2 separate regions of the Homo sapiens genome follow, and region 2 is linked to region 1. A link is an interaction called in ENCODE POLR2A ChIA-PET data of the cell type or tissue named here. Cell type or tissue: MCF 10A. All regions are shown on one strand. Links, peaks and the distances in the headings refer to the core of each region. The heading gives the core; the rest is flanking DNA.

Region 1 (4,401 bases), core at 120-4,119:
CAACATAGTGAAACTCCATCTCTACTAAAAATACAAAAAATTAGCTGGGTGTGGTGGCGGGTGCCTGTAATCCCAGCTATTCAGGAGGCTAAGGCAGGAAAATCGCTTGAATCTGGGAGGTGGAGGTTGCAGTGAGCTGAGATGGTGCTACTGCACACTCCAGCCTGGGCGACAGTGTGAGACTCTGCCATAGATAGATAGATAGATAAATAGATAGATAAATAAAGTTAACAAAACTGATTATGCTTCTGCTCCAGGGAGGGAAGGCATCCATACCTAGAGCAGCTTGGATGTCATTCTAAATAGAGGGTTTCTCTCAAGAGCATGGAAGATGAATGTATGGTTGGGAGGCTCACGGTGTATAGGGAAGTATGTGTTTTGAGAGGGCCCTGAAAGTATGTTAGAGACTTGGGTTAGTGAGAAGTGTATTTCAGGCATGATGGGGAAGGAGGAGCTGGGGCAGTGAGACTGGTTCCAGCAAGGTGTGTTTCAGGGTTTGCAAAGCAGATTGGTTTGGCTGCCCATGAGAATGAGTTTGGGAAACAGACATATACTCCCAAAACGTCAGCAATCTAGTTCCCGAGAAAAAGTGGAGTCATATGGTGGAGGATGTTGATTTGCAAAGGAAATTTTCTCCTTATCATTTGTCTGGAGGGCAGTCCAGGAAGGTCTGGCTTGTTTTTTTTTTTTTTTTCTCCTAGTTTGGAATCACTGAATCATCATTTCCTAGGTATATAGAATATGAATAAAGTAATAGGTGCTGCTTGGGACAAACATTGAAACTTAAATTCTCCTTTCTGTGATTTTTTTTTTGGATGATAGGGATAGTATGTACACATATAGATGTTACTGATTTAGAGTATTAAAGTGAAGTTTAAAGTTTTATGTTCATTTTCTTATATATAAGATGAGTTAAACAGGCACACCCCGTGCCTCAGAAAAACTTGAACTCATCTTTGCCTTCGACATTTTGAAAAAAAATATTCTGGCAATAAATATTTATTGAACAGCTATATGTCAGTCGATGCATATTACATTCCAAGCCATTAAGTATATTTAAGAATAAAACATTTTAAAACGTAATGGACCTAAATGCGAAAACTTCAACTCTGGTCCCTTATGTAAATCACTGGGAAAAAGACCTTTATCTTACATCAATTGCAAGATAAATGTCTTTCAGTCTGAGAAAAAAAACCTTTTAAAAGTGAGCTTCCTTGAAATAATAGACTTGTCTGATTTATTAGTAAAATTGATATCAAAGTGCCTTTAAATCACAATAGAAAGGAATTCTGGAGCAATTAGTTTAGCAAACATTATGCCAATAAAATTTGCATTGTTGCAAACTCTTTTACACATAAATCATTTTCAGGGTCAAAATATTTTAAAGGCCACACGAAATCTAGCAAGTGTTACATTAAGATTTTTTTTTTTAACATAACTAGCTTTTAAATCCCATTTATCCTGAACTCATTTTTTATAACCAGTGAATATAATAGTATTTTATCAGTAAAAGTTCAAAAAGCAGAAAATATAAGGTAACTAACTTTGCAATAATCACTGTGTTTATAGCAAATGTTTGTAACATGAGTGCTTCTATAATATACTACTAATTTAGAATTATATTCTGTACTATAATCTTGACTATGGAAACTAAGAATTTAGGACCTTGAGCAAAAATGGCCAAAAAGGATGCAAAATTCTTTTTTTGGTTAACTGTGAAATTAGATAATCACAAAGATAGGACTTTAATTTTTTTTTTTTTTTACACAAGGCATCTTGAAGCAGTATTTTTGTAACACCCTTGAAAGATATATAATTAAATGTCAATTTTATTGCCAACTGCCAGTTATTTATGGACTTTATAGTTTATTTCTGTAGCTACACATTGCTAAAATTGGGTTAGATTTCTGCATTTTAAAAGAACGAATTAAAATATTTGGCAAGTGGAAGAAGTGAGCAAACAGAGTGTGCTTTTTCTCCAATGAGTGATGTAAAGAAAGGTTATTTCCAGCAAAAGGACCTGAAAGTATCTGTTGCATTCTCCCTCAAAAAAGCTTTATGCAGTTCAGCTACTTGGCAGGTATGATTAAAAATAAACAAAAAGCGAGTGTTTGAAATCAAAGATGTTAAATCTCTCTGCACATAGCTGATTGCTATGACACCAAAACAGTCCAGGGCTGGGCGTGGTTTTGGCACTCACTGTACTACTTTCATGTAGGGAGATGGAAGTCACCATGTAGAGAACAAATGCCATATTTATTTCACATGCACCCTCAGTCACATCACATTATAAGTGTAGAAAAAGGCCCTGAAAAAATATGTAGTGGGATTTGAGCATGAAGACTGGCTATTAGGTAATTAGCCCTACAATTACTTTATTGGCAATTAAAATAGTATCAAATTATTTCCCCATGCCTGAAGCTTGAATCTATAATCATTAAGTGATGTCATCTTTAAAGCAGCCAGTGGTCCTTCAGGATTTCTGGTGTAAGAACAACTTTGAAAATTTGGCCTGGTGCAGTGGCTCATGCCTGTAATCCCAGCACTTTGGGAGGCCAAGGTGGGCGGATCACTTGAGGTCAGGAGTTTGAGACCAGCCTGGCCAACATGGTGAGACCCCGTCTCTACTAAGAAATACAAAAATTATCTGGGTGTGGTGGCGCATGCCTGTAATCCCAGCTAGTCAGGAGGCTGAGGCAGGAGAATAGCTTGAACCCAGGAGGCGGAGGTTGCAATGAGTTGAGATTGCACCACTGCATTCCTGCCTGGGTGACAGAGCAAGATGCCATCTCAAAAAAAAAAGAAAATTTGCTAACGTTTCTGGGTCTTTTCCCAAGAACATTGCTTATAACTGCAAAATTTTTCATATGCTTCCAGGATGCCTACAGACACTCCTTTTCCTTCCACATTATCTTGGAACCTTGGACATTTTTTTTTTTTGAGATGGAGTCTCACTCTCCCTCTGTTGCCCAGGCTGGAGTGCAGTGGCTCGATCTCGGCTCACTGCAACCTCTGCCTCCTGGACTCAAGCGATTCTCCTGCCTCAGCCTCCCAAGTAGCTGGGACTACAGGTGCATACCATGATGCCCAGCTTATTTTTATATTTTTAGTAGAGACTGGGTTTTGCCATATTGCCCAGCCTGGGCTCAAACTCTTAAGCTCAAGAGATCCACCTACTTTGGCCTCCAAAAGTGCTGTGATTACAAGAGTGAATGAATGTGCCCAGCTGGACATTTTTTATAGAAGTATAGAATCCAAGCTGCATTTGATACCTACCCTGCCACCTATATTTTGATAATTCTGGGAAAGTCTTTCAACTGCCAACAACTTAATCTTTTTTGTCTTCAATATGACACATTGCCTAGATTTGTGGATTAAACAATATAATGTATATAAAAGTGCCCAGCATCACACCTGCCATGCAGTGGGTCATTTTTATTGATGAATGTAATTGTCGTGTAGAATACCATGTTCTTATTATTTGGTCATCATATTTGTCTTTTTTTGGAAAAAGGTCTCCTGGGAAGTTAGATGATGATCAGAAAATTTCTTGGGAGAGCTTAGAATCAGAGTAGTAAGAGTTAGTGGGCCAAATAGTCTCTGATGTTCTTCAGCTCATAGCTGTTGTGTCTATCTCCATTCCAGTTAAATAAATCAACAGCGGATACTCAGAGAAGCCAAACAGGGCATCTTTCCCCAGAGATGTGGTCCCAAACTCTTCCAAATAGTTTTCTTTTCTTTTTTTTTTTTTTTTTGAGACGGAGTCTGTCTCTGTCACCTAGGCTGGAGTGCAATGGTGCGATCTCGGCTCACTGCAACCTCCACCTCCCGGGTTCAAGCAATTCTCCTGCCTCAGCCTCCCGAGTAGTTGGGATTACAGGCATGTGCCACCATGCCTGGCTAATTTTGTATTTTTAGTAGAGACGGGGTTTCTCCATGTTGGTCAGGCTTGTCTCGAACTCCCGACCTCAGGTGATCCGCCCACCTTGGCCTCCCAAAGTTCTGGGATTATAGGCATGAGCTACCACACCCAGCCCCCAAATTGTTTTCTTTTTCCAGGACTCTAAGCAGACCATTGCTGTTAACACATCTTTCTTCAGGCAGACCCTGGAGCCAGGTTGACTTTTGGTTGTCATCCAGCCATGTCTTACTAACATTACGTTGTGGTGATGTTGACTGGACCACCTCTCATACGGAGGCCTAATTTTATTGCCTACAGGCTATTGTATTTTATTGAGACAGAGTTGTCTCGCTTTGTTGTCGAGGCTGGAGTGCAGTGGCACTAGCTCGGCTCACTGCAACCTCCGTCTCCCAGGTTCAAGTGATTCTCCTGCCTCAGCCTCCTGCGTAGCTGGGATTACAGGTATGCATCACCACACCTAGCTAATGTTTGTATTTTTA
Region 2 (4,401 bases), core at 81-4,080, 340 kb after region 1:
AGAGAGACATTCCTCCCTATCTTGAGAAAGCCTGATGTGTGTGTGTGTGTATGTATGTGTGTGTGTTTGCATGTGGCAGCTGAGGAGACGTCCTATTAATCTCTCTTTCATTGAAAACCTTGTCTCCTCTCTAAAGGGCACTCTGAGAACACTTGCCTTTGTTCAGCCAAGCCCATTTTCCCTTATCAGAGAGATATAAGGGAAGGTCTTTGCTGTACACAGGAGGGACACTTCGGCACCCACTTTTATAAACTGCATCATCTAATAGATGTTGGAAGTGCATTCCACTCAGCTGGCTGCGGTATCAGGACTTGGTTTCTTGGACAATGATCACACACATCCAATGTCAGGAAACCAGAAAACCACCTGGCTACATCTTGAGTACAATCTGATGCTATCACCCATGGCCTGGAACAAACACAGCTATGCCTAACGCCCCTTGGATTCTGGGTGGAGGTGTGAAACGTCCTCCTGCCAGCTTCTTGGCACTGGGAGACAGAACATCCTGGGGATCTATGATTGTCCATTAGAAAGAGCTGAGAAGAGGCTAGAACAGAGAGAGAGAGCTGACAATAGTAACTAAAGGATAAGAATAAAACCAATTTGATAAGTTTCATTCTAAGGTAATTCTTCCCGAGTCAATTTAGACATGTATTTGGCGATACTTTATTATTAGACACTGTGCTCTAGGATGCCCTAAATATGGATTTGGATAAAACAATGCTTGTAAACATTTAATTGTTTTGCATTTGTTTTAATATATTAAATACAAAAAAAATCAATAATGAGTGAAGCCAACTCTTTCCTTCCCTGGAAAATGTTCAAAAAAATTGGAAGTATACTATTAGTGACCAGAATAAAGGAATTCTATTTTTAAAACAGTGGAATATATATAAACAGGCACTAAGAAAGCCTAGAGAAATATCTGAACGCAGCTGAACTCACTTGGAGACCCCAAGTGAATAAAGAAGGCCAAAATTAAGTAGATTAGTGGATGAACACTCCTAAACTGTGTTTCTCAAATTTAGTGTGCATATGAACAACCGGGCATCTTGTTAAACGTATTGCTGGTTCAGTAGCTCTTAGGTAGGGCACAAGAATCTGCATTTCTAACATGGTCAATTTGTTTTTCTTTTTCTTTTTTTTTTTGAGACGGAGTCTTGCTCTGTTGCCTTAGCTGGAGTGCAATGGTGTGATCTCGGCTTACTGCAACCTCTGCCTCCCAGGTTCAAGTGATTCTCCCACCTCAGCCTCCCAAGTAAGTGGGATTACAGGCACCCACCATCATGCCTGGCTATTTTTTTTTTTTTTTTTTTTGTAGTTTTGCAGAGACGAGATTTCACCATATAGGCCAGGCTGGTCTTGAACTCCTGACCTCATGTGATTCACCTGCTTTGGCCTCCCAAAGTGCTGGGATTACAGGCATGAGCCACCACACCCTGCCAACATAGTCGATTTCTAATAGGCAGATGCTTACTGTTTGGACAGTTACACTTCGAGTAGCAAGGGTCTGAAGTGATAACTGGTTTATGACTCTACGTCATGGGCCTCCAGTTACTGTGCCACTCTAAAAATATGACTTTCTGCATATTCGTCTGTTAAAGATAAAGAACTTTGACATCATCCTACTATGAGGAATCTCTGCAAGCAGAAAATCAATAGTAGAAAGTAAATCTACAAGACCTGTGACTATCCAAGTTTTACACTTAGTAACTGTGTGACCCTGAATGAGTTATTTAACCTGCTTCACACTCAGTTTCCTCAGTTGTAAAATGCATAGAACAATCTCTGTATTGCTATATCTAGAGGTAGTTTCTTTTTTTTTTTTTCATTATACTTTAAGTTCTAGGGTACATGCGCACAACGTGCAGGTTTGTTACATATGTATACATGTGCTATGTTGGTGTGCTGCATCCATTAACTCGTCATTGACATTAGGTATATCTCCTAATGCTATCCCTCCCTCCTTCCCCTACCCCACGACAGGCCCCAGTGTGTGATGTTCCCCTTCCTGTGTCCAAGTGTTCTCATGGTTCAATTCCCACCTATGAGTGAGAACATACAGTGTTTGGTTTTTTGTCCTTGTGATAGTTTGCTGAGAATGATGGTTTCCAGCTTCATCCATGTCCCTACAAAGGACATGAACTCATCCTTTTTTATGGCTGCATAGTATTCCATGGTGTATATGTGCCACATTTTCTTAATCCAGTCTATCATTGATGGACATTTGGGTTGGTTCCAAGTCTTTGCTATTGTTAATAGTGCCACAATAAACATACGTGTGCATGTGTCTTTATAGCAGCATGATTTATAATCCTTTGGGTATATACCCAGTAATGGGATGGCTGGGTCAAATGGTATTCCTAGTTCTAGATCCTTGAGGAATTACCACACTGTCTTCCACGATGGTTGAACTAGTTTACAGTCCCACCAACAGTGTAAAAGTGTTCCTATTTCTCTACATCCTTTCCAGCACCTGTTGTTCCCTGACTTTTTAATGATCACCATCCTAACTGGTGTGAGATGTTATCTCATTGTGGTTTTGATTTGCATTTCTCTGATGGCCAGAGGTAGTTTCTAAGATCAAATGACATGGCTAACATTAATTGAGTGCTTAGTATTTGTCAAAAACTGTGATAAACCCTTTAAATGTATTAGCTCATTTAATATTTGTAACAATTCAACAAAGTAAGAACTATTATTATCAGAGCCTCTCCAAGGGTATGTGGGGCTCCTGGAAAATATTTCCAATTTGGTTTAAAGCTGTATTACAAAGTTCATGAAGAATGTGAAGAATACAGTTGAAGATTTAGAATTAGGAGTAGAGAATAGGAACGTACATATAGTTATTGCCCAATCGGACAATGTGAGGGTTCTTTGTAGTGTTCAGGCAGGTCCAGGAATCATCTCTTCATGTCCTTTGTTATCAAACGTACTACTCTTGGCAACTTAATATCTCCCACCACAGGAAAAAAATGGCAATGTGATGTGCATTAGTTTTCCAAGCTACATAAAAAATTACTACAAAGTGGCTTAAAACAACACCCATGTATTAGCTCACAGTTCTCTAGGGCAGAAGTCTAGGCAAGGCATAGCTGGGTTCCCTGCCTGGGTCTCACAGGCTGCAATCAGGATGTTGACTGTGGTATAAAAGGTTAGTGCAAAAGTAATTGCGGTTCTTTCCATTACTTTCAATGGTTTTTGCTACTAATTTCAATAGCAAAAACCACAATTACTTTTGCACCGACCTAATTATGTTAGTCCGTGTTCACACTGCTGATAGACATATCCAAGGCCGGGTCATTTATAAAGAAAAGGAGGTTTAATGGACTCACAGTTCCATGTGGCTGGGGAGGTCTCACAATCATGGCAGAAGGCAAAAGGCACACATGGCAGCAGGCAAGAGAGAACTTGCGTAGGGAAACTCCTCCTTATAAAACCATCAGATCTTGTGAGACTTATTCACTATCACGAGAACAGCATGGGAAAGACCTGCCCCCATGATTCTATTACCTCCCACCGGGTCCCTCCCACAACATGTGGGAATTATGGGAGCTACAATTCAAGATGAGATTTGACTGGGAAAACAACCAAACCATATCACTAATATATTCCTTTCTGGAGGCTGTGGGGACAAATCTGCTTCCAAGAACCTTCAAGTTGTTATGAGGATCACTCCAAAATAGTATTTTTATGTGGCTGCCGGACTGAGGTCTTCAGTTCGATGCTGGCTGTCAGGCAGGGGTTGCTTATAGCTCCTAGAGGCCACCCATTTATTGCTACATCGCTCCTTTCCATAAGCTGTCTCATACTTCAGATTTCTTTTGTTAGGAAGAACTCAGACTTTTAAGGACGTATCTGGTGAGATCTGGTCCACTCAAGATAATCTCTCTTTCTTAAAGTCAAACGTGCCACATAATATCAACTAATCACAGGAGTAAAATAGATCATTTCCACAGTCTCAGTGGAACAGGAATCTTGGGGGGCCATCTCAGAATTCTGCCTGCAAAACCATAGCTCTTTGGAACCATTTGTATTAAAACAATAGAGACCTTCTTACCACTATACTTTCCTAATGTCATTTATTTAATGCTGATTATATAATCATTTATAACCATGCATTGTCCATGTGCTACCCAAGAATAGTTATTTGCAGTGGCTCTCTAAAAGCTTATCATTATTTGTTGATGATTACAAATACGAGTCTTACTCAGAATATGCAGAAAAATAATGTGAATAATAATTCATTTTCTGGTTATGTTCATTTAACACTCAGAGTTTTGTAGCATAAATGTGCAAAACACATTTTCCAACTATATCTCCTCTTGAAATCTTTAGGTTGTAATCAATGCATTCCTAGACTGCGAACTCTTTCAATGTTGACTGCAGCTCTGCCATCTA

What was found. ChIA-PET counts read pairs that join two places held together with the same protein. Peaks named below come from ENCODE experiments on the same cell type or tissue, not always from the same donor. Only the 100,000 strongest peaks of a DNase experiment are listed, where the experiment ranks them.
Region 2: POLR2A ChIA-PET joins it to region 1 with 5 read pairs; 2 of 35 experiments call an interaction of 5 or more read pairs at or near these places.

Annotation. Positions count from the first base shown.
Region 1 is chr2:223,816,962-223,821,362 of GRCh38, reverse strand. All of the region lies in intron 1 of AP1S3 (adaptor related protein complex 1 subunit sigma 3), which reads left to right. Among named protein-coding and RNA genes, the nearest start is that of AP1S3, 18 kb to the left of the region's middle. In MCF 10A, for the core only: no CTCF peak of the experiment used is centred there; a DNase peak (open chromatin) is centred at 2,182.
Region 2 is chr2:223,480,396-223,484,796 of GRCh38, reverse strand. No RefSeq gene overlaps it. Among named protein-coding and RNA genes, the nearest start is that of SCG2, 120 kb to the left of the region's middle. In MCF 10A, for the core only: no CTCF peak of the experiment used is centred there; no DNase peak of the experiment used is centred there.